3 separate regions of the Mus musculus genome follow, and all the other regions are linked to region 1. Evidence: chromatin loops called from intact Hi-C (ENCODE). Cell type or tissue: left cerebral cortex. All regions are shown on one strand. Links, peaks and the distances in the headings refer to the core of each region. The heading gives the core; the rest is flanking DNA. Region 1 overlaps Atl3 (atlastin GTPase 3). Region 2 overlaps Plaat5 (phospholipase A and acyltransferase 5). Region 3 overlaps Lgals12 (lectin, galactose binding, soluble 12).

Region 1 (10,567 bases), core at 904-8,903:
GACACTTGTGTGATGTGTTAAGTGATTGGCAGCTTTCCTAAAGGGGATACTGTGAGATCTTGTTACTCAGTGATTGAGATATTCAAGAGCAAGACCTGGGTTTGGTAGAGATACCTGCTTGGGTAAACAGTGGAGGTAGAACCTGTTACCTAAAAACTGGGAGAAAATTTTTTAGAGTTAAGTAGGGAGAAAAAGTTAAGGAAGTTAAGTGCACTCCTGTGCACGTGTGTGCACGTGTGTGTGTGTGTGTGTGTGTGTGTGCACGTGTGTGTGTGTGTAACGATATAGATTCCTTTTTCCTTTTTCCTTTTTTTTTTTTTTTGAGAGGTAGGATCTCTAGCCCAGGCTGGCCTCAAACTCACTTGGTAGCCGAGGGTAACTTTGAACTTCTCTTCCTGCCTCTACTTCCTGACTGCTGGGATCAAGGTATTCATCCGCATCCGTGTGCCTGACTAGTAATGTTCTCTCAGGGTTATGACACTTCATTTTAGCTGTATTTTTTACCAAATCTAAACTGTTGGATTTTTGATTGTTTTGAGTTAAGGCCTTGCTATTTAGCATTGCTTAACTGGGAGTTGATATGTAGACCAGGCTGGCTTTGAACTTGGAGCAGTTCTCCTGTTTTCACTTTCTAAATGCTGGGACTATGGACGTATTCCACCACCCCCAGCTTCGATATTTTTCAATAGGTGAGCTTAGGGGGATAGGTCAGTGACTTTTCATGTCGTGCCCTCGTTTCCTGGGGAGCTCAGGTTACCGGGTATAAGTATAGAAAAATGTCAGTATTTCCCATCTTCACGCATTTTGATATTTCAAAGCCTTCTATTTTGAAACTCAGTTCATTTTAGCATTTTTATTTAGAAAGTAGGCAGTTTTTAAAGGTTGTGTGACTGTGACCTGAAGTTGTATGTTACTGGGACTCATGTTGTTTGCATTTCTGTGGTTGTCTTTAGTGAGTCACTACAAGCTGGGCAGCTTAAGACAGTAGAGATTTATTCCTTTACAGTTCAGGAGACCAGAAGTTTGAAGTAGTGGCTGGTTTCCTTCAGGGGCTCTGACGAGAGCCTATCCCGTGCCTCTCTCCTGACCCTGGGAGGTGATGGCAATCCTTGGCATTCATTGGCAGTTTCTGTGTTGTCACATGGCTGTCCTCTCTCACTCTTCTTCCTACCAGCCCATCATTCTGAATTTAAGACCTCTTCAGCTATTATAAATCCTCCTGTTTAGTGAATCAAATTTTTGGAGCACCTTCCAAGTAAGGTCATATGATGTATGTTTTGGGAGGCAGCACAGTTTTGCTGATGGTTTATTAACTAAATGTTAAGTTAAATACTTGTTTATATTTATAAGACAGGGAGGAAATTTAAGGTAAGCAATTTCCAGTCTCATGACTAGGAATCATTTGCTTCCTTCATTCAAGATAGAACAATATACATATATATATTTTAATTGATTATTTTGTAGTCTTAGCTGGCCTCTGGAATTCACTATGTAGATCAGGCTGGCTGTGAACTCAGAGATGCCGACCTCTGTTTCTGGAATGGCAGGATTGAAGGTATATACCACCATGGCCGAGATAGAACTGTAAGATACAGTTACAGGGTTTAAGTCATGCTTTTTTAAATATGAAAAGGCAAGTCCAGAAGGACTAGGGATATGCGGCTCAATTACAGAGGCTTCCCTAGCATATATGAATATGTAAGTGTGGTCTTCAGCATTGAGCAAAAAACAAAAAGCAACCAGACACCAAACTCAAGTTCAAACCCAGACTTAGACCCTAATCTCCAAATTCCAAAACCCAAATTATTGAAAATATGTAAACCATTATAACAGTCAGAAAAGCACAAATATATTAGTATGTTATCGGTTTATTGTTTTTTTTTTGTTTGTTTGTTTTGTTTTGGCGTTGGCTTTTGGTTTTTGGTTTTTGGTTTTTCAAAACAACATTTCCCTGTGTAACCCTGGGTGTCCTGGAACTCAATTCTGTAGACCAGGCTGGTGTCAAACTCACAGAGACCCACATACCAAGGCCTGGGTTTGGTAGTCGAGGTCAGAAGACAGGTTTGTGGAGGTGAGTCTCTTCTACACTTTAGTGGGATCCAGGTCAGTAGACTTGCATAGCCAAACCTCTTTTACCCACTGAGGCATATTATACCTACTTCTTTTTGGAGCCAGTGTCTTGCTGTGTATGGCCTATAACTCATTATAATAGCCCATACTGACCTTGAACTCAGTCCTTCTGCCTCAGTCTCTCAAGTGCTGGATTTTCAGCATGCACCTTCATGCATGGCTTTATTGAGTTTCAGTGAAGAATAAATTCTAAGTTGAAAAAAGTAGATGATTTGTAAATACTTAGCTAGGACTAGCTTATGAGTCACACAGGTTTTTAAAAGTTTTGGAGATGGGTTCTTGATGCACAGAATTCAAGCTGGCCTCTATCTTTTTAGATAGCCTGGGATGGCCTCATCCTCCCAAGTCCTAGTATTGTAGGTATGTGTCACCGTATCTGGCACCACATGTGATTGACTTTATTGTGATACACTTGTAAGTGGAACTGTTGTGGGGATAGCTCAGCAGGTAAAGGTTCCTGCTGCCAGGCCTGACGATTGAAATTCAATCTCTGGTCAAACATGAGCTTAGTTTTGGTGTCATAGAAGCTGAGCTGTTGTTTCTTGCAGATAGAGGATCACTTGGTTTTTGAGACTGTTTCCTCAGAAGCAGGATGCTGTGTCATCAGCATAAAGAAAACTTTTCGCTGGAGCAGGGAGATTGCTAAAGCAGCTATTTAAGTGTTTCCTTTACCAAACACCAGGGCTTAGTCTTTTATATTGTGAGAAACTGGGCTTGACTGTTAAGAGACAGTTCTTTTATGATTTAAAAGCTGTTATTTTGGAATAGCCTTAGTAGAGACATGAGTAGTCTGAGATCTGTAAGTCTTAGCATCTGCATTCTGCTTGGTCCCTGTGTTTTTTAAATAGTCCTTCAAGGTGATGAAAGTTGAAACCATAAAAACGTTTAAAAATAGATGATATATTCTCATGCTTTAAAAGAGGACCAGAAGTTAGGTGGTATGGACGCAGCGGCTCACACCTTTAATTCCAGTACTCGGGAGGCAGAGACAGGCAGATCTCTGTGAGTTAGAGGGCAGCCTGGTCTACAAAGCAAGTTCCAGGACAGCCAGAGCTGCACAGAGAAACTGTTGTTTCAAAAAACCAATGGCTCAGTGAATAAAGGCAGCTGCTACCTAGCCTAATGACCAGAGGTCAGTTCCTTAGACTCACATCGTAGAAATAGAGTGACTACCACAAATTGATCTCTCACTTCCACACATACTCTGTGTCACATATACACACAAATGCACACATGCATACACGCACAACTGCACAAATTTTTAAAATTTCCCAAAGGATTAAAAGGTATTCAATGAAATTCTATTTTCTGTAAGGTCCTATAGTTTAATATACATAAGCATACTGTAGAACAGTATAGTGTATCAACCGCTTTATATACTTTCTTCAGTATAAAAGAATCAGTATAAAAGGATTTAAGATACAGTTTTTTAGATTTTATGTTATTTTATTTTTTATTTTATGTGTATGGGTATTTTGTTTGCACATATGTCTATGCATTGTCTGAGTGTAGTGCCTGCAGAGACAGAAGAGGGGTTAGAGCCTCTGGAGCTAGAGTTGCAGACCATTGTGAGTTACCATGTAGGTTCTGAGAATCGAACTCCTCTCTTTTGGAAGAGCAGCTAGTGCTCTTAACTGCTGAGCCATCTCCAACCTCAAGTATGAGATTAATAATTTGTCCTACCTTTTTATTTCTTAAAATTTAGCTGGGCGTGGTGGTGCATGCCTTTAATCCCAGCACTCGGGAGGCAGAGGCAGGCGGATTTCTGAGTTCGAGGCCAACCTGGTCTACAAAGTGAGTTCCAGGACAGCCAGGACTACACAGAGAAACCCTGTCTCAAAAAAAAAAACCAAAAAAAAAAAAAAATCCAAAACTTGTATAAATCATACTTCTGGCAATTCAGTTCTCCTGCATCGTCATAGTTGGGTTTGTCTGTCCATACTTTGAGGAAAGGGCACCTCTACTTGATGAGTCCCCTGATTCTGCCTGAGAACCTGGTGCAAACTGCAAAGAGTGCATCGTTTTCCTGACATAATGCTCTTTTTATCTTGAGGTGGCCTGGGAGCCACTGAGAAGATACTTAGAAGCAAATAGCAGAAGGTACAAATGCTTCTATTTCTTCAAGTATTATTATCATTTTTTTTTGAGACAGAATTAATGCACTGCAGATGAGCTCCTGGGATTATGGGTGTGAGTCACAGTGTCAGCAAGAGCTTTCTCTTTTAAGACAAAATCTTAGCAAAAATGAGGCAAACGAATGAATAGTGGCTTCCTGTTTATTCTAAGGGATAGTGTATGGGTGCAGCGAAGGCATGGGGCAAGTGAAGAGGTTGTTTTGTTTTTGAATACATTCTTTAATTCTTTAAAAAGTGATACTAACTTGGGAGGCAAAAGCAAGAGGATTGTAAATTTGAAACCAGCCCTGGGTAAATAGTCAGGATTCTGTCCATAAATGCAAGCCAAACCAAACCATGTAATATCTTAAAAAGCAAGGGAATAAACCAGATATCCCAGAATTGAAAACAAGATAAGGGCATTCTGTATATTCTTCTGAACTGGAAAGGACTTAAATGTGACGGGAAGGAAGGTCACAATGTAAGTGCATCAGGACGGCAGTCTATCAGCAGCCGGACCTCAGCCAGAAGATAGCAAGCATAATCTTAACCCTCTTTCTGTAAGATGGTTGTGTGCTCATTTTGGCTCCTTGTGTCTTTCTTTTTATAGATATTGCTAGTGAATTCAAAGAGCAGTTACAGGCTCTAATACCATATGTACTAAATCCATCTAAATTAATGGAGAAGGAGATCAATGGTTCAAAAGTCACCTGCCGGGGATTGTTGGAATATTTTAAGGTAAATATGAATTTTAGTTCTAATTTGCTTTTTGTAAAATTGACTTAATATTCTGGGGGAGATGGTCAGAGGCATTTTATGACCTTAGTGTTCTTACAGAAGCAGGCCACTGGGTGGCAGTATGGGCATAAGAACCAAATGACGTTCTTCGCACTCTCTTAGAGTAGTCATTACTGTGTCTTCAAGGAAGATGGTGTGGACAGGAGGTGGTTAAGAGGTGGCTGTGAGTAGGAGACGCACATAGATGGGATGCAGCTCTCTCCAGGTGGATGGTCTCTATCCACAGGTCATGGTGAGGCCATTGTGCATGGGGCCTGAGTGGAGTCCTGGCCTTGGTAGGCTGTGCTGCTTGAGAATATTTATATTATAGATAACTAAAAATGCTAACATGCACGCAGAGGTGTGTTGTGCTTCTGCTAATTCTTGGTTGTTGATCTAGGATTTTAGGAAAATGCATTTGTGTGGTCCCACTATTTTAAAATATGAGCAAAATATTTTAGTTATATTTTTGTAATAGTTTCTATGTTTATATTTTAAGGCATATATTAAAATTTACCAAGGAGAAGATCTGCCTCACCCGAAGTCCATGCTTCAGGTAATAAAGTCTTTGGTGTTCTAAGTGACATCTTCATTTGCTGGGATTGACCCAAATATAACAGCTGAGACCTGAAGGAGAGCGAGGCCACTCTTCTCACCTTGACTCTTAAGAGCACATTTACAGCAAGTGTATGTGCCCTCTGCCTTGTCTGTGTTCTCGATGGAGCAGTCAATACAGCTGGGGCTGTTCTCCTTGCATAGCATACTGGGAAACATTGCTTTGCTGGATACAGCTGAAAAGGATTCTCTGGTCATTTGCTTAAAACTGTTTTTCACTTTCATATGCTGAATGTATGGGTATTTCTTGCTAAATACTGATTTCTTTAGTAGCAAAATATTTTCACAAAATCCTTGGACCTTGTGACTTGTAGCATAATGAACAATTTCCTTCTTCTCCTCCTCTTCTTCCTTTTCTTCCTTTCCTCTTCCACCTTCTACCTGCTTCCTCTTCCTTCTACCTTCCTCTTCTTCCTCCTCTTCCTTCCATCCATCCATCCTTCTCCTTCTCCTCCTTTTTGAGGCACTGGGACTGAGCCCAAGGTGCCTTACACTGTATAGGTTACGTATGAGCCTCATCTCCAGCCCAAGTAGGCACCTGTTAGGTTTAAAATTGAAGTAAAGGAAATTATATTTTCTTGAGCTTTAGAGGTTTGGTTTATGCTAAAGATTCTTAAGTGTCAGAATAGATGTTTTGGCACAAAAGTGGGTGAAAGTATGTATTTTATGAGTTGAATTATATGGAAATATAAAGAATAACAGAAGGCTAACAAGGAAAAATGGGAATAGGAAGAGAGATATTTTTGCTTTGTTTCTTGGAAAATGTTACAAAAAGTATTTTACTCTTTTTTTAAAGGCCACTGCTGAAGCCAATAATTTGGCAGCTGCAGCCTCTGCCAAAGATATTTATTACAACAACATGGAAGAGGTATGTGGGTAACACCGTGTTCTGAAGTGTCATTTTCCCAGCATGGCTGCTGACTTCAAAGGCCCAAATTTGATCCTCCTCAATGTATCCTTTTTGTTTGTTTGTTTGACACAGGGTCTTATGTAATAGGCTGGCCTGAGAATCACTGTGTTAGTGGAAGGTGTCTGATTGTACTGCCTAGACCTCACTAATGCTGTGGGCACAGGAATGTGCTTTAAAAGTCTGTTTTCACTTATTAATCCTTGTGTATGTATGCCATAGACATGGGTGCTCTTGGGCCAGAAGAGGGCATGGGATCCTCTGAAGCTGAAGTTCCAGGTGGTTGTGAATGGCCTAATGTGTGTGTTAGAAATGCAACCTGCTTGTCTAGAAAAGCTGGAAGCCCTCCTTTAATTCATGAGCTGTCGCATCTTAAGATGATGAGTTAGAAAGCTGTCTTTCAGGTCACCCTAGTAATTGGGATGCTCCTAATTATTACTTTTTAAGTTTAATCTTTCTTTTCTTTTGAAACAGAGTCTTTCTATGTAATTTGGATCTTCTAGTTATTTTTATTTTTGTCAGGCAGAGTTGTGATATGTAGTCCAAGTTGGCCTCAGATTCATAGCAATTCTTTTGCCTCAGTCTCTTAAGTCCTAGACAAATGTGTGCTGCCATATCTCTTCTGTTAAGATTTATTATTTATTTATGTGTATATCTCTGGAGTGGGTACCTGAATACACAGTCAGACATTAGATCTTCTGGAGCCCTAGTCACAGGAGGTTTTGAGCTTTATGATGTGGGTGCTGGGAACTGAACTCTGGTCCTGCAAGAGCAGCAAGTGTTCTTAACTACTAAGCCATCTCTCCAGCCTCCTAGTGTCTGGTTCTTAACCATTTCTAACCAAGCTTTTAATTAATCTTTATATTTTTATACAAAGACTTGCTTTGTGGCTGTGGTTGGCCTGAAATATGTTATGTTGACCAATTTCACATTAAGCTTGTATGGATCTCTTGCCTCTGCTTTCTAAGGGCTGGGATTATAGGCATATACTAATATGTCTGGCTTTGGTCTGGGATATTTGTCTTTTCTGACTTCCCGTTTAAGCAGAATCTCACGTAGCTTAGGTGGGCCTCAAACATTTCATGTAGCTGAGGATGACTTTGAATTTTCTGATCCTTCTGTAACTACTTGTGGAAGGTTGGGATTACAGATATGTACCACCATACTGATTTGTATGATATTGGGATTAAACCAAGGGCTCTGTGCATACTAGGCAAGTACTCTAACATATAGGTTATATCTTAGTCTCTCTTGAATATTTTCTGAAGTTAATTTCTAAGCTTTTTTTCTAAACTCTTAAGAGCATTCAAATCTTTACTGTGACTTTTTACTTACTTTATTTGGCATGTACAAGAATATTCAGCATGTGTTTTTGTTATTTTTAGATTTGTGGGGGAGAGAAACCTTATTTGTCTCCAGATATTTTAGAAGAGAAGCACCTAGAATTCAAACAACTTGCTCTGGACCACTTTAAGAAGATCAAAAAGATGGGTGGGAAGGATTTCAGCTTCCGTTACCAGCAGGAACTGGAGGAGGAAATCAAAGAACTGTATGAGAACTTCTGCAAGCACAACGGCAGCAAGAATGTCTTCAGCACCTTCCGAACCCCTGCAGTTCTGTTCACAGGCATAGCAGCATTGTACATAGCCTCGGGCTTCACGGGCTTCATTGGGCTTGAGGTTGTGGCCCAGCTGTTCAACTGTATGGTTGGACTGCTCTTAATAGCACTCCTTACCTGGGGGTACATCAGATATTCCGGGCAGTATCGTGAGCTGGGTGGAGCCATTGACTCCGGTGCAGCATATGTGTTAGAGCAGGTGAGTAGAGCTGGCTGAGGCTGAGGCTGAGGCTGAGGCTGAGGCTGAGGCTGAGGCTGTGGTGATGTGCTTCTGAAGTAAGATTTGAAAGAATTTCATAGTGAGAAAGGAGGGTGAGCCCACTTTGTGATGGGCTTTACATTTTATTCTTTTTTAGAATATTGATATTTAATCCTGATGTCTTGTTTTAATGCCTAAAAGTGGCCCTTTAATGCAAAAAGGGGTCTTTAATCTACTGTTTCTCTTGGGTCAGTTTTATTTTTAATGTGTACCAGTGCTTTGTCTGCATATGTCTGTGCACAATTTGTACAGAGTGCCCAGAGATGCAAGAAGAGGTGGGTCCCTGGAGCTGTAGTTGCAGATGATTGTGAGCATGGGCAGCTCTAATTATGTGCTCTTCAGATCCAGTTCCTGTATGATTCTTCCATCCTCTGATGAATTTGTTTCATTGATAAAATAGGGACTTAACACTGTTGCATTTTAAATCTTTTTGGGATAGAAAATGTATGGCATTGCCTTCATTTAGTCATTACATTTTTATGTGTATATTTTTAAATTAGTTTTTTGGTTAACATACATAATAATGGGTTTGTTTATGGCATTTTCATACATACCTTCATTTATATCTTCAAAAAGGAAATGTTTTTTGAGATTGTCATGATCTCTAGGGTTTTTTTATTCTTAATGTTTATTTAAATTTGTTATTATTGTGTGTGTTGGGTTGTATATGATATGTGAATGTAGATGTGTGGGACCCAGATCGCACGATATGGAGGCCAGAGGACAACTCCGTAGAGTCAGTTTTCTCTGCTCACCTTTAGGTGGGTTCTGGAGATTGGACTTACATCATTAGGGTTGCAGTGATTACCCAGTGAGCCATCTTGTTAGCTGATTTTGTTTGTTTGAGACGGAGTCTCCTATCGACCAGGCTGGTTTCAGACTTCATGTATAGGAGAGGATGAACCTGAACTCTGGAACTCTTGATTCTGCTGCCTCTCAATGGCTTCTAAGTGCTGCAAATGCTGTGGTATAGGCTCACAGTATCTGCTACACCAGGATGGGCTCCAGTGTTCATATTTTATTTTTTGAGACAGGGTCTTTGTGCAGTCTAGGCTGGCTTGGTACTCACTGTGTAATACAATCATAATCTTTCTACCTTAGCTTCCCGAATGCTGAGATTGTAGGTCTGTACCACTACAACTGGTCACTTTGTATGTTTTTAGGACGAGTTTTTTTCTTTTTCTGTGACGTAAGTAGATTAGTTAGGTCCACAGTATGAACAGGGGAGACTCAACCTCCTCAGCAGGGGAAGAGAGGCTCCGTTGACACTTAGGAGTCAGCTGCCATCATGGTTTCCTCTCACCACGGTCGTCTCAGTCCGTCTGCCTTTTCAGCATGCTGCTGATGAGGAAAGATTATTGGAAGTTACCCCCCAGGACTTAGCTATTTCGTGCCGTATTGTAATTTATTAACTAACATATTGACTAAATGGACTTTTGCAGGCTTCTTCGCATATTGGTAATTCTACTCAGGCTGCAGTAAGGGATGCCGTTGTTGGGAGACCACCTGCTGATAAAAAATCTCAATAGCATCTTAATGGGAAGATCCAACAAGAGCCCAGTCAGCTTCTGGATTTCTGCCAATGCCATCACGGGTCCAATTCCAGAGGAATGGCAGATCTGAGACCATTCTGGAAGATCTGAGACAGGGCACTGTAATAAATGAACTGACTTCTGCTCTGGTTTCCAACTCCACTTGGCTTGGAAGCAGTTCTTTTTCTTGCTGTTACAGACTCAAGGCTACTCTTTTCTCTGTTCTCTGCTTTTTGCACTTTAAGGGGTGGGGGTGGGGCTAAAAGGAAAACAGAAATGCAGCTTTTGAGTCTTTGATGTGCCACATAGTGCCTTTTCAGACCAGTGCATCCCTCTGCAGCCATGGAGGCTAAGGAACGGAGGGCAACCTCATGAAATGTGGTTTTGGATCAATGTGGTTTTAGTTCTTTTGTACCTTTGAAGATTTGTCTTTTTAAAAGTTTACACCACTTGAAAAAGGCTCAGAAAGAAAGGCCCACTGAAATGATGCTTTATTATCCTTCAAAAGTTTTCTCCCAGTACTGGTGATTGAACCTGTTGCCTGAGTATGCTAAGCAGTTGCTCTCCCCTGCAGCTGCCCCCAGCCCACTTGACTGTGCAGACTCAGGGCTTGCA
Region 2 (10,567 bases), core at 689-8,688, 90 kb after region 1:
TGTGGAAACCAGCAGCCCATTCCAAGGAATAGAGAAGAGGAAGACACATTTAGAGTTGAATCGAGGAGAATTAAAGTTGCTGTGAATAAATCATCTTTGGCCACAGGTTTAATTATAACAGGGGTGTTTAGGGACCAGCAGGGTATGCCAATCCAAGATGAATGATTGCTGGGCAGGGGTGTCCCCTGAGAAGCAACATTGTGGCAGGACGTGGTGCTCTTTGTGCAAAGTTATGGCTTGTGGGATTCCTCAAAGTAGCTCTTGCCAGCAGTGCATGCCAGCACTCCCTATGGCTGCATTTTTGTCTGAATTTGAGACCAGGGACTCCATTTTGAATGTGACACTTCTCACCTACACACTCAGTTTTAAGCAATTGGAGACAACCAGGGCGAAGCTGTTGAACTGTATGAAGGCGAATGAATGTCTTCATAGAGTCAAGTTTGCAGGTGTGTGTGTCTCTTTCGATGACAAAACTGAAAGGTGTCTTAAAAGCACAGATCTGTTCAGTCACACAGACTTTCCAACAGCCGTGGAACGATGTTTACAATGTGATTGCAAAACCATTTTCTAGAGAGAAGCCGGAAACTAGTTTGGAGCTCACACCCAGCAAGAAGAGGACAGAGCTGATTCCAACATCAAATTCAGAGATCGAAAGCACACAAAAAAACCAAGCAGTTGAGGTGCGTATCCCAGGAATCCATAGGATGAGTGTTTTAGTTTCTTGGTCATTGCTCACTGCATCGTGTTTTACTCTGCGTCTAATAAATATCTGCACCGACATGAGAGATTGGTTATGTGTTTTTTAAAGTAGATTTCCTGAGGCACATTTAGCCCATATTTAAATTCTAGATTTTTAAAATATGCAATTAGACACATTCTGATATTGTTATGTTAGAGCTGAAAAGAGAAAAATGGCAGGTTCCTGGGAAGGAGCTGACATGAGATTACCCTGCTCCCTCAGAAGACCTTTATTAGGAGGAGAGAGAGCTTCACAATGTGGGGGGGGGGGCAGCATCAGGCCTTGGAGCGGGAGAGCTGGAGAGCTGGAGAAAGAGAGTGTCTTAGCAGCCACAGGCCTTGGAGGAAGAGAGTGCTGACCCTTCATATCCTGAGAGCAAAGGCGTTTCTAACTCTTACAGGGTTTGGAAGTGTGTGTGTGTGTGTGTGTGTGTGTGTGTGTGTGTGTGTGTGTGTGTGTGGTGGGGTGGTGGAGGGGGGAGGCATCATATCACATGATCTATCTTGGCCATGTCACTGTACCTAAGGGCATGGTGGCAGGCACAAGGTAGGACCGTGAATTTGTCCTGTAGCTCCAGGGGATGGGGTTGGTGAAGGGCTTCAAGGCCATAGAGCAACCTGTTTCTTATCACCTCTCTGTCTCAGACAAGGGAGCTGCAGGGGCACACGGCCTGGTTTTTGAGTAGGGGGAGGAGAATGAACGTGCATGAGCCAGCAAGAGGGTCTGTGGTCTCACAGATACACGTATTCAAGTGTGAAACCCTTTGCCATCATACACATCCATAAGCATGTTTTTTTTTAATTTTAATTTTTTTGTTTGTTTGTTATTTTTTGAGACAGGGTTTCTCTGTATAGCCCTGGCTGTCCTGGAACTCACTCTGTAGACCAGGCTGGCCTCGAGCTCAGAGATCTGCCTGCCTCTGCCTCCCAAGTGCTTGGATTAAAGGCATGTGTCACCACTGAACATGCCTGCTTGTCGTCTCTTCCCTGTTGCCCCCATGCCTCTATCTCCAGGCAGCGATCAGTCTGCTTTCTGGCAGTTGTAGATTAGTTTGCATTTTGTAGAGATGGTGCATGTATCTAGTTTTAAGACATTTTTTTGCACTGATTGATTGATTGATTGATTGTGTATGGGGATATGGCACATGGGGTGGGGTGGGGGCAGAGGACAGCTTGAAGAAGTTGATCCTTACCTACCATGCGGATTCCAGGATCAAATTAAGATTTGGCTGCAATGTCTTTTACCGGCTGAGCCATGTTTTCTGGTTCTCTAAGCCTTGGCTTTAGTGAGGAGTTCGGGGTCTGCTGGAGACCTCAGCTGTAAGCTACCACTGGCTAGTTTACTATGACCTTGTGATCCTTTCATTTAAATGGTCTCTTTAGCAGAAGAATCCTAATAGCCACACGTTTTCCTTTCTTATTACATAGCAGAAAAGTGTGTGATTGGTCTGTATATCAATTATTTTGGGTTATAGAGATGTCAGTCATCCTAACATTTTTACAGGACCAATGCTTGTGTCTCTAATGCCACAACCAAAGAGAATTTCTGGCTTTCCTTAAAGGCTCTTCCACAGGGTACTGCAAACATTTCTGTCAGTGTTGGGGGTCTGTTCAAATGATACTTCCAAGGAAGAATTTATATAAACACAGAACAGCACTAGTTGGCAATAGTTATGAATATTCATAAGACCTTCATATTGCACAATTCAAACATCCTCAGTGGAGTGCTTGCCAAGTCAGATTTGTTTTTCAGTAAGTATTATGGGGCAGAAAGTCCCTGCTGCCTCTGGAGCTACAGGGAAGCTATTGCTTTGAACACTTAAGATCCCTCTGAAACAATCGCAAAGACTTGTGCTATGGATGATGAGCTCCAAGAATGCTGTGCTGTACTGTGGAAGTGCTTACACGGCACTTTGTTAGTTGCAGGACAAAGAAACGAATGAACTTACCAGATACAGTGGTAGGGTGGATGGGCAAGTGGTTCCAGCCAAGCCGGGGACTTCCAGTTAGAGGCTTCAGATGCTGTCTGACCACAGCCTCAGCACTTGGATGGGTAAAAGCTAGTTCTGAAGGGTCCGTTGTATGGTTCTGATAGCCACAGGGATGATGTTAGGTCAGACAAGGGCTGGCTTTCCAAAGGGACTAAACATATCCCAAGATAATTTGCATTTTAACTCCCTGTAACCATGAAATTTCCTCATCTGCTTTGTAGAATCTTTAGCACAGGTGCGATTCCCTTCCCCCCCATCCCTCTGTTTCTCTTTTGGAGGCTTCCTCTCACACTCCTAAGTAATGGTCTCTCCCTCCCAGCTCCCTGTGGTGACTCTGATGTCTGGTTACATACCAGCTAAAGAGTTAGTATGCTTTATAAATGGACCAAGCACCTTGGGTTTGGTTCTCCTAGAGTTGAAAGTAACACTCTTACTGTGGCCTTGTTCTTGCCACCTGCCCCCTGCCCAAGGCAAGAACAAAACTCTCTCCCCACTTCCTTGCTCCATGCCCACTTGATTTGATTTAGGATGCCTTTAGAGTCTGGCGTTTAACTTGGGTGAGGGCCTAGAGCCGAGTTGTCAGCCTATGCCAAAGAAATAAGCAGTGGGTGCCTGGAGGGCTTTGAAATAACAGTGTATGTCAGACAGGGTGGAGTCAGACAGAGTCAGGGTAAAGGACTCAGAAACTGAACACTGGAGTGTTGGTCGGGGTTGGAGGCCACTTTGGAGGGTAGATATAAGTTCCCACTTTCCCCAAAAATTTGGAGAATGAGAGAACTTAAGGAGAGGGACCTTGAATTTAGGGTGAATAACTCCACTTTACTAAACTGTCTAGTGACAAACTCCCCCAAACTCAGTAAACTTATTTGTTTAATGAGCATAGGGGTTGTGTCTGCATGTATATATGTACACTCCCTCCTCCTCCTCCTCCTCCTCCTCCTCCTCCTCCTCCTCCTCCTCCTCCTCCTCCTCCTCCTCCTTTCCCTCCTCCTCCTCCTTAGCTCTGAGGGAAGGGACTTAATGGAGTCATTGAAATCCATGTTAAATTTTACAATAGGAATCTGCTTTCCGGAGGTGAAGCCTGGATTTGGCTGCCCTCTAGTGGCCACTTACTTGCCACTGTATTTCCTCTTCAGGCAGAAAAGGAGAGCTGGTACTGCCGGGAACTAGGTAGTTCTGGGGGGCTTGTTAGTAAGGAACCTTGTAAAGCTCTTTGTATCCCTCAGCTCTGGTCCCTTCAGCGAAGCACTGTGGTGTAGACTGTGTGCCTTGTGCCTAGAAAAAGGTATTCCTCCAGTGAGCGGCGTTTGCGAAACAGACGTGTAGGTCTCAACATACTCTCTTCCACCAAAGATAAAAGCTTGGAGGACTGCCCAGATAGCACATTAAAGTGTCTGAGAATCTGATCTAAAGCGTGCAAAACATTGTGGGATATTGCCTTTTAATTTTAAAATTTTAATTGATTTTATGTGTATGGTTCTTTTATCTGCTTATATGTATGTGTACCATGCATGTGCCTGACACTCAAGGAGGTCAGAAGAGGGCATTAGATCCCCTAGAACTGGAGTTATGGAGAGTTATGAGTCTCTGTGTGGGTGCTGGAAATTGAACCTGGGTCTTCTGTAAGAACCAAGTGCTCTTAACCTCTGAGCCATTTCTCCCTTTGTTCAACCCTGTGAACAAAGTATTTTTTTAACATTTTATTTTATTTATGTATATGATTTCTTTTCTGTATTTATGTCTATGTATCAAGTGTGTGCCTGGTGCCCTCGTAAGTGCTTTAGACCCAGAGATGCCAGAAGAGGGTCCTGGAGTTATAGACAGTTGTGGGCTCTACTATGTGGATGCTGTGAACAGAACCCGTGTCCTTTGAAAGAGCAGTAAGTGCTCTTAACTGCTAAGCCATCTCTCTAGCTTCCACACTTAGTAATATTAAAGTTCAAGATGGACTCTGGATTGCAGGCTCTCTGGAAGAGCGGTGGAAGTCCGTTGTGCTTTAAAGTGCCCTGTGTGTATGGGACTTACTAGAGGGTCTGTTGACCATGGCATCAGAGGGATTTGTTTGGAGCACAGTGTGGATGGTTCTATTCCCAGCGATGCTTCTGAAGGCAGTGGTTATTTCAGCGGCACAGAAGCATGGCCCAAGGTTGCAATACTGACTGGGCTAGGCAATAGCCCAACTAGCCGGCCAGGGGTGTATACTGAGAGATAGCTAAAGGGGGCCTTGAGAAGGCCACACATTTCAGCTGCACTGGATGGCGTGTGCAAGGCTGGCACACACACCCAGGAGGTTCCCAGGGACCCTGGTGCATCTCTTACTGCTGGGTGAATGGTAGGGCTTTTGAGTACAGAGATGCGTTGTCACATTCAGAGTTGAGAGTCAGCAGGCTGATCACTAGCACTAACACCCCGATATTGTGACAGGGTGGGGGTATTCTGGCGACGAGGGTTCAGATTGGCTTTCTTTTTGTCAAGTGATGGGTCACAGAGAGGGGCTCTACATATAGGCTGAGCTGTGGCTCTGGTGTTGTCGGGCATGTGCATGCAGTTTATCTGCCTCTTTCTTTCTTCCCATCACAGGGCAATCCAAGACCCAGACCTGGAGACCTGATTGAGATTTTTCGAATTGGCTATGAACATTGGGCCATCTATGTGGAAGATGACTGCGTGGTCCACCTGGCTCCCCCAAGTAAGAGTGGATGGATATGCTACTGGGATAGTGGTTAGAAATTAGCAGTGTAAATGGAAGGATGACCAACCACTGCTATCCTCAGCCACCATCCTTTAGCAAGAAAACATTCCTGGACTTTTATTTGTTTATTAGCAAGTACCAAGTGTCCAGTGTTTTAAGAATGACAGGAGTTTAGAGTGTTCCTAAAATCCTTTTCAACCTCTGGGTCTGATGCCGATCATTTAGCATCTTTCATCACCTGAAAACACAAAGGACCATTGCTCACATCACCTGGTTCATGTTGTTCCCAAGTTATGCTTTCCAATTCCTTACCATCTTTGTCACTTTCCTGCCCAAAGTGAAAGCCGTTGTCTTCCAGATATTCCAGTGTGCTCTAGGCCACCTTATCCTAAGTCACTAGTTCTCAACCTTCCTAATGCTGTGACCCTTTCATACAGTTCCTCATGTTGTAGTGACCCCCCAACCATAAAATTATTTTTGTTGCTACTTCATAATTTTGCTACTGTTGTGATGGTCTTAGGTAACCCCTGTAAAATGGTCATTTGAACCCCCAAAGGGGTCATGACCCACAGTTTAAGAAACACTGTCCTAAGTGTTCTCCTGGTCTTTATTTCATTTCCTATGGTTTCAGCTGGACTTGGGGCTTATTAAAGAGAAGTGGAGATTTGCTGAGGGATCAGATGGTGAAAGTAGAGGGAGCTTATAGAGGGATGTGAAACAATTTACAATTGAATGTGGTCTAGCATCACTGTTCCTAATGGCCATCTCAGGAGGCTGGACCCGAGGGTAGGGTGGGGAGGTGGGGGAGGGGGAAGTGATCTGGTGCCTTTTGAAGTTTGTGTCCTGGGCAGTTCTTGGCTGGCTCAAGAATGGAATCACAGAAAGGCACAGCCAAGGTCTTTGATTTGCTGCTTTGATTCTTGCGTGTTTTCTCTTGGGCTCCATCTTCCAACACATGCTTATAGTATATAGCTTGATTTAATTCCACATTTTTTCTTTTTTATAGCCTTGTGTCTATAGGCTGCTGCTGCTCTGCTTCCATTAACATCCAGAAAATTAAAGTTAACAGCACTATTTAGTCTATCCCTGGGGGTGGGGTTCTTTATTCTTCCTTTTTGTTTAATAAGCATTTCTTTTAATGTGTGATTAAATTAACTTTTTGTCCTGTACAATTGTGTGGTATACCATAATGTGATATATGTTATAGTATGCAAAGAACTGCTTTGTCTTACTGGAGACATGTGCAGAGACATTGACAGTATTGATTTGCACAGGTACCTGTATAGTAGCCGTTACTGACAATAACTGTGAAATTACAGAGTCAGCTTTTTCAGAACTCAAAGCAACTGTCCATCAAACCCTGAGTATGTATCAATGGTATGGTATACAAACTCAAGTTTTCTAAAGTCCGCAAAATGAAACACATCTATATGCCAGATTTCACTTCTTTCGATACTCCTATGATTACTTCTGGCTGGTAATGGAGTTTGGTTATATACAAAGAGCAAGTAGGACACTGTCTTATAATTTCCTTGACTTGTTGCTAGGTGATGGAAACACTTTTTAAGCTTTTACTATAAACACGATACTTTTTATGAAATTTTGAGGCTTCTAACACATTTCCTATAAATACTTGGTCAATTTCTTAATTTCCTTGTGCTAATGGATCTGACAAGCCTGAGTGAGATGAAATATGGATGATATATCATGGTTAGTTTCTGACTGCCTGTTGCAATTGCATAAATAACAAAGTTAATTTTGAATTATCAGGAAATTCAGCAGTTTCTATACGCAAAAGAACTCTACATATTGAGAGTAATTATATTAAGAGATCAAGGAAAATCTAGTAATACCATAAAGATTGTACACATCTCTGATTTTGGAATTGAAGTGTATGGGTTTATTTTTATTAATTTTTAGCGATAAACATTTTTGTATATTTTATATATTTCATAAATATTTGCATAAAATATAAATATAAATAATACAATCAACATAATATAACATGTAACATATAAAATACAAAAATATAGTATATATAATATATGTAATATATAAAATATAGGACATAATACGTAATACAATGTATATTATGTATTAAATATAATATAAATATTATATTGCTATGCATTAATATATACCACACATTAATACATAATAATATTATAATATTAATACTATATATTATGTTATATATTTTATATAATATATGTACTATATACCACTATATATTATATAATATATAACATATTAAAATATAATAGAGAATTGTATATATTATATATACACATATTTACATTATACATACACATATATACACATATGATATACATATATGTATATAATATATGATATTATATATCTATATATGTGATTATATAATATGTAATATATAATATGTAATATAATAGATTATATAACTTATGATGTAACATATAACATATAAGATATAACATATAGCATATAACATATATAATATATATGTATAAGTAATATATTTTATATAGTGTAATATATTTAATACAGTTAATACATTTAATATATTTTATATTTTCATTGCTTTTTTTAAATTAAAATATTATTAGGTATTTTCCTCATTTACATTTCCAGTGCTATCCTAAAAGTCCCCCATATCCTCCCCCACCACTCTCCTACCCACCCACTCCCACTTCTTGGCCCTGGCGTTCCCCTTTACGGAGGCATATAAAGTTTGCATGACCAATGGTCCTTTCTTTCCACCGATGGCCGACTAGGCCATCTTTTGATACATATGCAGCTAGAGACACGAGCTCCGGGGGTACTGGTTATTTCATATTGTTGTTCCACCTATAGGGCTGCAGATCCCTTTAGCTCCTTGGGTACTTTCTCTAGCTCCTCCATTGGAGGCCCTGTGATCCATCCAATAGCTGACTGTGAGCATCCACTTCTGTGTTTGCTAGGCCCCGGCATAGTCTCACAAGAGACAACTATATCAGGGTCCTTTCAGCAAAATCTTGCTAGTTGTATGCATTGGTGTCAGCATTTGGAGGCTGATTATGGGATGGATCCCTGGATATGGCAGTCTCTAGATGGTCCATCCTTTTGTCTCAGCTCCAAACTTTGTCTCTGTAACTCCTTCCATGGTTGTTTTGTTCCCAATTCTAACACGGAGCAAAGTGTCCACACTTTGGTCTTCGTTCTTCTTCAGTTTCATGTGTTTCACAAATTGTATCTTATATCTTGGGTATTCTAAGTTTCTGGGCTAATATCCACTTATCAGTGAGTACATATCATTTGAGTTCTTTTGTGATTTGGTTACCTCACTCAGGATGATGCCCTCCAGGTCCATCCATTTGCCTAGGAATTTCATAAATTCATTCTTTTTAATAGCTGAGTAGTACTCCATTGTGTAAATGTACCACATTATTGGTATCCGTTCCTCTGTTGAGGGGCATCTGGGTTCTTCATTACCTTTTAATAATACAAATTAAAAAAATAACTTTGCTTATTTTGTCTGACTTATAGCATGCCATTCACTATTATTTGCATCAGTAGAGAATGTAGATGCTTCAGGAACTGGCATTCCTTTTACAATAAATACATGGGAGAATCCAATCAGTTCTTTTTATAAACTGAAGACACTTGTTTTTAGGATATTTGCCTCTAATTCCTCCCAAATAGTTGCTACACACTTTTTTTGCTAACCTTCATTGATGACCTATAATGACATAATTTTAGCATTAATAAAAAGTACTATGATTTCTGCTGGGTCTGTTCCCAACAATTGATGTAGTCTTATTTTTCCTTTATGATTAAATCAGAATGTTTTCTAAGTAATTCTTTATCATTTTTTTTTTTACTTTGTGTGCTATGAAAATCCATTCCATAAAACCGTCTCCCCTTTCATTATGAGCCCTGTAGGAGAATGAGTTGATGGCAAAATAACCAAACTACCATCAAGTTTAGGATCTACGTGATCTACAAAGTCATCTTGCAGTCTCTCTCTGTTCTCCCAGAGTTAACTCTCTGCTTCATTTGTTAACCATTTTGGAGTGTTTAAGTCTGAATCTCCTTGTAATGTTTGACACAAATTACTTAACTCTTGATTAGTTAACCTAATGGTAGGGCATAGCCAATTAATATCTTCCATTAATTTTTGAGAATCAGAGTTCACAACTGATCTCTTCTGATCTGTACCTTGTGTAGCTGATTTTTTTTTTTTTTGTCGATTTATTTTATAACCCCATAGCTAATAGAACCTCCTCTCCATGGGTTTTCAGGAGCAATCTGTAAGCACCAGCATGACAGAATTCTCTGAGTTTCCTTAAATATTTTCCTCTAAAGTATATGTGTCAGAATCAACCAACAAAATATCATCCATGTGACAGTAGATATGGATTGAAGAAATTGTTTTCAAATTATTTTTACTGGTTGCTGCACAAAATATTGACATAGAATTGGGTTATTTTAAATTCCACGTGGAAGAACTTCCCATTGATATCTTTTAACAGGCTGAGTATTATTATAAGTAGGTACTGTGAAAGCCAATCTTTACCTGTCCTGCTCACAAGGGGATAGTAAAAAGGCAGTCTTTCCAATCCATTACTCTCATAGGCTATCCCTTAGGTAATAAAGGAGGGAGAGGAACTCCAGGCTGGAATGGACTTGTAACTGGACTTTTGGCTACTTTAAGGGTTCCTTTGTTACACCCTTCTCCATCCCTATTCCACCCTTCCAACCCCCAATACTAGACAGGAGAGAAAGAAGGCTAGAGGAAAAAGGGGGTGTTGATATTGTTAGACTACTTCCTGCTGATTAGGGTATCGAGTTCCTTGGGGGCAAGTCTGATCTTTGCCATTCGATTTCTTCTCATCTCTTGGTGCAAGACCACTTGACAAACTGTGGGTCAGTGGACCATGAGAAGTAGTTTGGTCCTCAGTTGAGCTAAAGGCTTTGAAGTCCCAGAGACCCTGCAGGGATGATAGGAGCTTTACCTGTTCCCGGGGACCAGAGCCCCCATCACTAGCCGCAGCCCCTCATAGATTTGTGGCCATCAGCCATGTAAGGGCAATGCCCCAAGCCCCTCTACATGTAGTTGAGGCATCCCTAACATCTCAGACCAAAACAATAGGAAAGAGAAGTGACCTGTGGTCATGTAGGCTCAAGA
Region 3 (10,567 bases), core at 1,455-9,454, 67 kb after region 1:
CCCCAACACACATGGGTTCTGGGGAACAAAACTGCAAGAGCAGTAAGTGCTCCTGACCCCCCCACCCCCTGAGCCATCTCTCTATTCCCTGTATACAGCATTTTAAAGGGGGTTGAATTTGAATTTCTTTTGGGGATAGCTCCTATGTGGGCCAAAGGTTTTTTTGTTTTTGTTTTGGGTAGACTTTTATGTAGTCCCAGTGGGCATCCAACTCATTATGTAGCTGAGGATGTCCTTAACCCTTTCTGAGCCTCCTACATCTACCTCTCAAACACTGGGATTATAGGTGCTATTATGCTTTGTTTGGGGGACTAAGGGATGGCCCCAGGGCTTCAAGCATGCTATAGATCACTCTACCTACTGTGCGACATCCCTGACCCAATTAAGCTTGTTTTCAATCAGATGCACAAGGCTACTTTCTATATCCACTTAATTATTTATTTTTACATCTATTTATGTGTGTGTTTGTGTGTGTATGTCTGTGTGTGTGTGTGTGTGTGTGTGTGTAACATCTTGGGGTTCCTGTGAAGGTCAGAGGACAATTTTTGAGAGTTGGTTTTCTGACTTTGTTAGTTATTTGTCTTGATGCTGGGACAAAATACTTGACAAAAGCAACCGGGAATACAGTATACGGTCGCTGACGGTTTGGCAGCAGGAGCAGGAGGAGACTGGTCCTATTCTGTCCACAGTGAGAAACCAGAGTGAGAGATCTCCCTGCTTTAGCTCATTTTCTTATTCTAATTCAGTCTGGGACCTTGTCCATGGAATGGTGTCTGCTACATTTAGGTTTTTTTTTTTTTTTCACTTCAATTAATCTAATCTCGATAATCCCTCACACACAAGCCCAGAGACTTGTTTCCATGGTGATGCTATATTCCATCCATCAAATCCCCCAAACAAGACTAACCACCATATCAACCATAACACCGCTATTTATAAAATAAAATGTTTCAATCCAAGTTATTTTTATTTATTTGTTTTTGTGGTTGCAGGAACAAACCCAGGGTAAGTACATTCAAGGCCAGTGCTCTACCGCTGAGCTACATCCCTGGCCCAGCCTGTTTTTCTTTCATGCCTCAAATACTTATGTCAGCAGAAGGTACCAGGAGAGAGGAGAAAGAAGCAAACCTGCCTCTCACATGGCCAGACTACCTCCTGCCTCTCAGACCTGCTCACTCAGGGCCTGTAGTGGGAAGTGGGAAGACAGCCAGCCCCTGGGACTGCAGAACTGAACTTGACCTCTGTAATTTGAGCGACCACAGTCAGAGCTCTTGAGCTTCTGCAGGGTCATAACGACAGTTGTTGACACTTGTGAGTGAGTCCAGCTTAGCTGCTCTGCAGGTAGCAGTGGAAGTCCATTTCAGAGTGACTTCTGACACATGCAGAGGACCCATAATTAAGTGATCACCATTGGGGCACAGGACCGAGTGTGGCACTATGTTCTGGATGCAGAATGAAGACACAATCCCCAGTCTTTTTTTTTTTTTTTAAAGATTTATTTATTATATCTAAGTACACTGTGACTGTCTTCAGACACACCAGAAGAGGGCATCAGGTCTCATTACAGGTGGTTGTGAACCACCATGTGGTTGCTGGGATTTGAACTCAGGACCTTTGGAAGAACAGTCAGTGCTCTTAACCTCTGAGCCATCTCACCAGCCCCCCACCCCCCAGTCTTTTTGCAATGCTTTTGAATGCTTTGCAAAAGGTTTGCTCAAGGCAGGATTCTAGTGCTCACATGGTAGCACCATGCAACTTGGAATCCAACCCAGAGGCTGGCCTCTGTTAGAATCCAGACCAGACTGCTGCTTGGGCTGTGGGAAACCAGCACTGTGCCCTTTGCCCCAGTCTTACAGGCCCTGGCAGGCACCCTTCTCAGGATACTGTCTGAAAATCTAATAGGCTGTCTATGGCATGAATAATTCCTCAAATAAACTTTGTATTCCCAACAGTCCATCTCAGTGTGCCCCTTGAGCCTCAAAGAGGAGTCTCATTCAAGTGAATCAGTAAGGACACAGTCCACCGCCCCCCCACCCCCCGCCTATTTGCTCTACCAGGGGTGGAAAGGTTCTCTAATATTTTAGTCAATCCCCATGGGTAGTCTTCATTTCACTGGGAGAGGTCATTTCTAGGCTCCAATTATGCAGATTATCAAGACCTTAATTTTTCCTAGGAAAATCTATCTCTAGCATTCAGTGTGCTAATTAGAAAAATGTCTGTGACCAGAGGTAAAGATTTGCTTTCTAGTCTCTACCTCTGTTAGCACAATGGCAGCTGTCTGCCCCTCTCATGCCCTACCCTCACCCCTATGTGTGTGTTGTGTGTGTGTGTGTGTATGTGTGTGTATGTGTGTGTAATCTTCCTCTGAAGGCACCTGGGAAGTTCTCAGGGGACCATCTAAATTGCTGCACATTTGTGCATCAGGCAGCAGGGGTACATAGTGCCTGAGATGTCCCAAGGAAAGAGGCCAGCTGGGGCTGACCAAAGAACAAAGTAAACAGGGAGGTGAAAATTGTTCTGTGCGTACAGAATTATAAAATTATTTGTTTTAGCTGCTCAATTACATAAATCAAAATCCCTCTCTCTATTCTTTCCTCTTTTGTTGGCGTATGAGCAATTTCCACCATCGCAAGCAACAGTGGTAAACACCGCTTGCTCACCGTTGCACACCACACGTGTATTTTGATTTTGGCACTCCCCCCTTTTTTTTTAATCTCATCTAATTGAAGCTCCTTTGCAATTAAAGAAAAGGACTAACCTATTATTTATATGTATGTTTGCGTGTGCCTGTGACAGAGTTTATATGCATCACCTGTGTGCAGGTGCCTGCTGAGGTTAGAGGTCATCAGATTCCCTGGAATTGGAGTTAAAGATGGTTGTGGGTGCTGGGAAACAAATCTAGGTCCTCTGAACGAGTATTGCATGATTTTAACTGTGAGCCATCTCTTCAGCCCATCCTTTGCAATTAAGAAAGAAACTCACAATTCAGCAACTAGTACTAGGCCAACAAAACATTATCAGACTTTTCTATGCTCTGAAAAGTTACACAGCTAGGATGTGAAATTGTGTCTCTCTGCTCTAGACTGCACGTTGCCTTGAGTTGAACTTTAGTGAATCCTTTATCAGTCTCTTTCATTTAGTGACCCAGCACAATGCTGGGCATGTCTTTGGGATTACAGAAGCATTATCAAGACAGAATTTGTGTTTGACTTGAGGTGGTATGGGAATGGCAGAGATGCCTTCCCCTCACTCATGTGCGTCACCTGAGGTCAGGAGAGTAGGAGAGCTGGCCCCACTCCTTGCCCTTGGCTGCAGTGCTAAGGAGAGTGGGCCCTGCATTCACCTGGGCAGCATAGTGGGCTGGCTCTGATGGCAAGGGCAAGGGTGAGCTGGCCCCCAGGGCATGAGAGTGGGAGAGCTGCCCCTGCCCCTTGTCAGCTGCAGCATTGGATTGGATGAGCTAGCTGGGACTGTGCAGGTAAGTTCGCCTGGTGGTGTGGGTGCAGGAGAGTGGGTGGCTGCCTAACTCAGCTTCTACTCAGGCCAGATCTAAGTCTCTGAGTTGGCTTACCCCAACATCTACCCCCTACCCCCGTGAACTGCTGGAGTGTATGAAAAGGCTTGTTCTGCAGATCCAAAGCTGGAAGATCTCTATGACACAGGGCAACCACAGGATATCTGAGAAGAGTCCCCATGAAGATCCAGTATTGATTGTGTAGCAGAAGCTAGAAGCCTTGAATCAGACCAATGACTCATTGCAATAAACATTTGCAAATAAAGATGTGTGGCCAAAAGGGTCTACTGTGGGACACATTATGATACACTGCATCTTTCATGGCAAGATGTTTTACTTTTTTATATTTTTGTTTTCTTTTGGGGGGTTACAAAGTGGCAGGTGGATATGAAGTAATGGGGAGATGAGTGGGATTGCGATGCATGATGTGAAATTCATAATCAATGAAAGGATTTTTAAAAAGAGATAGAGTCTAAAGTCCCTCCTAAGGTGAACCCATATTTTATTTCCAGCCCCAGTACAGCTGTTGGGGGACTGAGCTGCTCCTCGAAGAGCCTGCTTGTCCTTGGAACCAGGACTTAGAAGTTGATAGAAGAATCATCTCAGAGTTTAGATTGCTAAAGTCACACTGCATTTTTACTTCCTAAAGCTTTATTTGTATATTATGTACATGTGCATGCATCTGACATGGTTATGTCCACATTTGTGCATTTGTTCATGGAGGCCAGAGACATTGGATCCTCTGGAGCTAGAGTTATAGGTGCTTGTGAGCTGACTAATGTGCTGAGACTGAGCTAGAACCCTCTGCAAGAGCAGGAGCCTCTTGACCACCGACCTATCTTTTCAGCTCTAGATTGCATTTTTATTGATATTTTATTACTTTTTAAAAGATAGGCCTCCCCCCCCCCCCCCCCCCCCGTGTGTAGCCATGGTTGTGCTAGAACTCACTATGTAGACCTGGCTGGTCCCAAGTACCTCTGCCATACCAGACACAGGGGTGAGTCTGACCCTGCAAAGAACAGTCCAGCAGCAAAAACAAACCTTTCCATAGCAAGTGCAGTTTTCTGTGAATGCCTTCTAAAGATAAACTCTGGAGTTAGGTATGCCCAAAGGCACTTATAGAAGGAGCTGTGTGCGTTTGCTGTAGATGCTATCATGGAACATTTCTCTGGAAGGCAAAGCAGTACTGCCCTCTGCTGTTCTTTTGTGCCAAGTTTTGAGCATTTCACTTTCAGCCTCCTCCATAGCCTGTTAGGATACATCTGGAAGATCAGTAAGGCAGGATACATCTGGAAGATCAGTAAGGCGTGCTCCCCATGTGTCTGATGATTTCCTAAGTGGAAAAGACCTGACCTGAATGTAGGCATTACTGTCTGATTGGCTGAAAGCTACAGAGAAAAAAAAAAAAAAAGGAAGAGAGTGAGCTTGTGTGGGTACACCCCACTCTTACTCCAGGGTTTCTTGGCTGTCATGGTGTGAACAGTTGTCCCATGTGCTCTCTATCATGATGTTTGTAAAACTCTAAAACCGTGAGCAACATACATTCCTCTCTCCTTAAATTGTTTAACTTGTCACAGCGATGCTGGTGATGCACAGCTTTAATCCCAGCACTTTGGAAGCAGGGGCAGGCAGATCTCTGTGAGTTTGAGGCCAGCCTCTCTACAGAGTGAGTTCCAGAACAGCCAGGAAACAGACTACTACAGAAACAGACAGGCTACACAGAAAAACTCTGTCTTCAAAGACAAACAAACAAAACTTATGGTAACTTGTCAAAGCCATGAAAAGTCTAACCTATGCATGATTTGGTGGCTTTATTGAGAATATCACCCATAGTTCCGATGTTTGAGTGCTTGGTCCCCTGAGGGTGGTATGTGTTTGGGGGGCTTAGGAGTTGTGACATTGTTGGAGGAAGTGTGTCACTGGGGAACAGCTTTGAGAGTATAAAGGCTCCTGCCATTTGAGTTTGCTCTTCCAGCTTTCCCTTTGCACAGTTCAAGGTGTGAGCTCTCTTTTGCCTTCTATTTCCTTGCTGTGAGACTCACCTCTGGAACTATAAACCTAGATAAACCTTGCCTTGTCTAAGCTGCCTTGGTCACAGTATTTATCACAATAATGGAAAAACCACTAACATATGAGTAAGTAGAATGACAAGCCAATTTAATTTATGAACATAAGATACATAATATCAGTGGATAAAATGTACACTGTATTTTTATTAAGATTAATCAACACCAAATAAATTTTATTCCCTAAATTTAGTATAGTATACTAAGATATATATTAGAGATTCTCAATATAGTTTATTTCATTAGAAGGTTAACTAAGTAACCTCAACCACCAACCTGCCATCTCTTCTTTGACATAGATTCTTCCTAGAGTTCCGGGCTTTGGTGTCTAGGGGATGCCTCTCAGCCACCTCTTTTTCTGACCTCTAGTTTCCCTGGATTACAATAAAGACATATATTTGCAGTAAAAACTTTCCCCTTGGAAATTTGAGGGTTTTTTTTTCCTTTATGAAAGGTACATGATCAATCTTGGTAAATGGACAAGGGAAGAAAACGGCTCTTTGCTTAGAGTATAATGTTAGAACACAGCAAATCCTTCATCAGTATCTTCTACAGTGTGTACCCGGGCACAGCTCTGGGCAGGTAGATGGGATTACAGAAACATTCCCAGGAGACAGAGTCTTAAGTCACTTTAGATTTAAAGTGAGCCCAGACTTCATTTCCAGGAATAGTTCAAATCAAACACTCTACAGCTTCCTTTTTCCTGGTCTACCTGCTCTGCTAGATACAGTCATGTATCATTTCATGACAAGGACAAATTCTGGGAAATGCATTGTTTGACCATTTGGCCATTGTATAGATATTGCAGGGTATGCTGTAGAAACATAGACTGAATAATCCCTGGCCCACCCAGACTATATTATAGATTAATTTTATGAGAGATTATTGTTGTTTACATGGTTGGGTGACCAAAAGGTCCCATAATCAGTGTGTTTTCCTAGGATGTGGCTGGTTCCCTTTGGCCAAAACCATGAAAGCAGCTGTGATATTTTGTTCACTTTGGGCAAAGGCTTCACAAACTAGTGAGTGACTGTAGATAAAACAAGTGTAGATGAAAAGGTGAGTGTAGATGGTGTGTGTTGATCACAGATTTGGGGCTCATCTTGTTCACACTCTATTTGCCTTCTCAGTGGCTGGGCCTGGATTGGAATGAAGACCAAGACAGAATTTGAATGTGGAAGATAGATGCAGAGACACATTGACCTGGGCCCTTATTTTCAGAATTGATAGATTAAAATGCAATGTGTGTGTGTGTGTGTGTGTGTGTGTGTGTGTGTGTGTGTGTGTGTGTGCGCGCGCCCTTTGAGATGTGAGCTCGGCCTGACAAAGTGATGCCAGGTCAGTTTCTCCCTTGAGAATAGGAGAATGGGCTGTAACTGTGGAGCCCTGGTTGCAGCCGCCCCTCCTCTTCTCTGGCGGGGGTGCCCTTGGAGCCCTTCTTAGCAGTGGACACAGTAGAGGTGGACATTTCCACTGATCCTGAGCTCCCGCAGCTGCTCCAGGGCTTTCTGGTCCAGGCTGGTGGCCCCCAGCCCCTGCCCATTGAGTGCCAACTTCAGCCCTCCCTCTTGGCACAGAAGCAGTACCTGGTAAGAATAGCTTGAATGGGTGGTGGGCTTCCAGACAGACCTTTCCTGGTGCACTACCACAGGGTTCTTGCTTCACTGAGGGGACACAACTATCAGAAACAGGCGGGTCTAGGAGTTAAAGCTCACCATCTGCAACGATGTTTTCCACTGGGAAATGTTCTCAACCATACTGGAGTCATAAAGAGAGCTTGAGACTGGGTCTCATGTAGCTCAGGATGGCCTCAAGCTTCCTATATAGCTGAGACTGGGCTTGAACAACTCCTGATCCTTCTGCCTCTACTTTCCAAGGGCCAGATTATAGGTGTACATAGGAGTGGTGTATATCACTCTTGGCCTTTGGAAGCTTAGGGGAGCATTTAGTGACAATGCCTCACCTGAACTCATTATGCCTGTGTTTCTGGGCACAGGCTCTCTGGCATTAGCATAAGGACTGAAGGACTGAACATTCTTTCTACAGAGCTGGCTCTGGCTTCCTGGCCCCAGGGTATTGGCCTGCTCACTCTTCCCAGAATCCAGCCCATAGTTCTCCCAGATCATTAAGGAAATGGGCTCAAGGAGAGCTGTGACTTCTTGGCTCAGACCTACCTCGAAGAATCGCTGGGGGTGAAAGAGGAAGGGGGCGGAGATCAGCTTCTTTCGTCCCCAGGAGGAGACCCAGGCCAGTGTTCTGTCTGTGAAGGAAGCCCTGAGTGTCACAGGAACATGGGTGGTCCCATCCTTCAGGCTCAGGGTAAAACTACAAGAAACAGGCAGAGAGGTGGATCAATCCCCTGTCACCTTCAGGCCATTGTATCTCTGAAGGGGAAGGGTTGAGGCAGGAGAGCCACTGAAGACTGAATAACTTCTAAGAGTTAAGTTTGTTTGGCAGGCTCTGAGCAGAACACTTGGACATAGAACAGTATAGAGTATATAGATAGTATATAGACAGTATATAGACAGCACGTGAATATCATACTTGAGTCCCTAACTGGAAGACTATGCAGGTAGAATAATTTCCTACCCCAAGCCTCAGTTTATTCCCCTGAAAGTGGGTATGGCTGTGACCATAGCCTCAGTTAACATTTATTGTTATGTATCAGATTGTGGCTTTTGCAAAGAGCCAGTGGTAAGGGTCAGGCTGCAGGGGCTTATGCTCTGTTGCTTTCTAGTCCCGTGGCCTTGGGCAAGTCACTGAATCTCTGTGTGCTTCCTCAACTGTAACTTAGGGAGGATGAGTGCTGTTCTCATCTCATGGGCTGCTAGAATGAAATGAAAGAACAGGTCAAGTGTGCGTGTGAAACCGCGAATGGGTATGAAAGGGATACTCTGCTTAGACAGTACTATTACAGAACACAACATCTATGTCTTTTTAATTACCTGTCTGAGTGTGTGTATGTGTGTGCGAGTGTGTAGTTGTATGAGTGTGTATATGAATGTATGTGCACGAGTGTGCATGTGTCAGTGCAAGTGTGTGTGAGTGTGCGTTTGTGAGAGTGTGAGCATGTGTGTGTGTGTGTATTTGTGTTTGTGTGAGTGTATGTGAACGTATGGGTGTGTGAGTATGAGTTATGTTGGTGTGTATGTATGTGAATGTGTGTGTGCATGAGTGTGTGAGAGTGTGAGCATGTGTGTGCCAGTGTGCTTGTGTGTGAATGTGTGAGTATGAGTGTGTTTGTGTGTGTATGTGAATGTGAGTGTGCATGAGTGTGTGTGTGAGTGTATGTGTGTGTGTGCATTTGTGAGTGTGAGAGAGTGTGTGTGTGTATCAGAAACTAGAGAAGAGTGTCTGATGTCCTCTACTATTTCTTTCTGCTATTATTCTGAAATTCACTGAGCTTGGAGCTTGAGCTCCTCAGTGAGTGAGGCCAGAGGCCACCAAGCCCCAGCTCCTCCCATCTTTGTCTCCAGGGGTGCTGGGGCTTGAGTGTACCTGAATACCTGGCTTGTTACATGGGTGCTGGGAGCTCAACTCCAGCCTTCATATTTGTATTAGGAGTGATTTTAAATGCTGGACCACCTCTTCAGCCCCAGAGTTTTGATGGGCATTTAGAGAGAACTCCTCGTCAAGTGTAGGGCTCTATTGGATAGGGTCAGGGTGACATTAGGGAACACTGGAGCGTCTAAACAGATCTAAGCTGCAGGTCTTGGCTTGAGTGACCACCGGAGAGAAGCCAGAGTCTGGTGCCCACGCACTTCCTTTCTAGGCAGCTTGGCTGTTTACTGAACGTAGCATTGCGATAGAGGAGGAGGCCAGATCACCTCTTTGGGTCTCAGCTGCAAAGGCTCTTTTCTAGGACTTGTGATGGGAAGCTAGTTTAACTGACAGGGAAGCAGCACCCACAAAAGGGGCTGCTGTGCCTCACCCCAACCCTATTCATAAACTCTGCAACCTGGGCTAACTTACTTCCCTTTGCTCTGCTGCAAGAGGGAGGTAAATGGTGGTGTTGGCCCCCCCCCCCCTCTCTCTCTCTCTCTCTCCTAGTTAAATACTTACTCTTTCGGCTCTTTCAAGACCAGTCCTCGAACTACAATGACTTGCCCAGGCCAGAGACCCCGAGGAAGAGCACGTGAGCAGGGCACCTCCTGACAGAAATGGAAGAGGACTGAGATGGTGACCACTGGGATGTCAGGGTCCCTCACCAGCAGGATGCACCCAGGGACCCAGGAACACCAGGGTAGGTGAGTGTCTCTATAGGCTGCATGCTGGAGACTCAGCCATGCCCCTGTATTAAGCACCCGCTGTAGGCCTGCTGAGAACTTCCTCAGGCCCCTCCAGGCTGTGCACAGTCTCTTAGGCCTTGTTCCGTCAGTGTGCTCTGAATTGTATGTAGCAGGTATATAGTGGTTTATCATTCTGGCACCTGTGAGCAACTGGAGGTCTGGGGCTGGATGGTTTCCCTAGCCTGATGCCTGGTACTGGGCCAGTCATGGAGTGTATTAAATGCCCATTTGCAGAGCAAATGAAGAGGGTGAGATGAAACTGGAGTTCAGCCAGGAGCTGTTTCGCCCTCCCACTGCTGCAGTTTTCCACAAAGAAGGGAAATGGAATTTCCCTTCACCTTCAGGAGAGGCCTGGAGTGAGGGTCACTTACCAGCCTGGGGCTATACAGCAGGAAGGGCTGAAGGAGAGAAAGAGGCAGGGACACTGTTAGTATTTGCTTGGGCAAAGGGAAGGTCTCCCTACTTTGCCTGCATTTGGGGGACACAAGGAGTTTGTGCCTCTCCCAGCAGTAGGTGAGTGATTGGGTTCCCAGGGGGGGATCCTTTGAGTCCTGAGATATCCCCGTCTCTGAGTAGTGGGGAGGAGCTGTCTTCCTACTCCTTCAGCAAGGTTGTGGGTCTCATCTTCCCTTTTTGTCCTATGGCATCAACCATAGCCATCCTGCAGGGTTGATCTGAGGACCTAAAACTCAGTAGAA

Evidence for each region. A loop is a pair of places that touch in the nucleus more often than their neighbours do. Peaks named below come from ENCODE experiments on the same cell type or tissue, not always from the same donor. Only the 100,000 strongest peaks of a DNase experiment are listed, where the experiment ranks them.
Region 2: a loop joins it to region 1, with 8 times the contacts of the local background. A loop is called at or near these places in 25 of 42 quality-filtered maps.
Region 3: it touches region 1 in a loop (7-fold over the local background); 37 of 42 quality-filtered maps call a loop at or near these places.

The regions. Positions count from the first base shown.
Region 1 is chr19:7,524,088-7,534,654 of GRCm38, forward strand. Atl3 (atlastin GTPase 3) reads left to right here. Exons shown (of 13, transcript NM_146091.4): 9 at 4,855-4,982; 10 at 5,521-5,577; 11 at 6,433-6,504; 12 at 7,929-8,360; 13 at 9,863-10,567. The coding sequence ends at 9,949. Among named protein-coding and RNA genes, the nearest start is that of Plaat3, 28 kb to the right of the region's middle. In left cerebral cortex, for the core only: a CTCF peak has its summit at 5,078 (motif pointing right); DNase peaks (open chromatin) are centred at 5,117, 7,739 and 8,044; H3K27ac peaks cover 2,388 bases.
Region 2 is chr19:7,613,964-7,624,530 of GRCm38, forward strand. Plaat5 (phospholipase A and acyltransferase 5) reads left to right here. Exons shown (of 6, transcript NM_025731.3): 3 at 572-680; 4 at 5,310-5,418. Among named protein-coding and RNA genes, the nearest start is that of Plaat5, 6.7 kb to the left of the region's middle. In left cerebral cortex, for the core only: a CTCF peak has its summit at 3,852 (motif pointing left); a DNase peak (open chromatin) is centred at 3,834.
Region 3 is chr19:7,591,006-7,601,572 of GRCm38, forward strand. It overlaps Lgals12 (lectin, galactose binding, soluble 12), which reads right to left. Exons shown (of 10, transcript NM_001356574.2): 7 at 10,241-10,267; 8 at 9,643-9,731; 9 at 7,755-7,905; 10 at 5,651-7,166. The coding sequence ends at 7,020. Among named protein-coding and RNA genes, the nearest start is that of Lgals12, 11 kb to the right of the region's middle. In left cerebral cortex, for the core only: a CTCF peak has its summit at 4,711 (motif pointing left); a DNase peak (open chromatin) is centred at 4,702.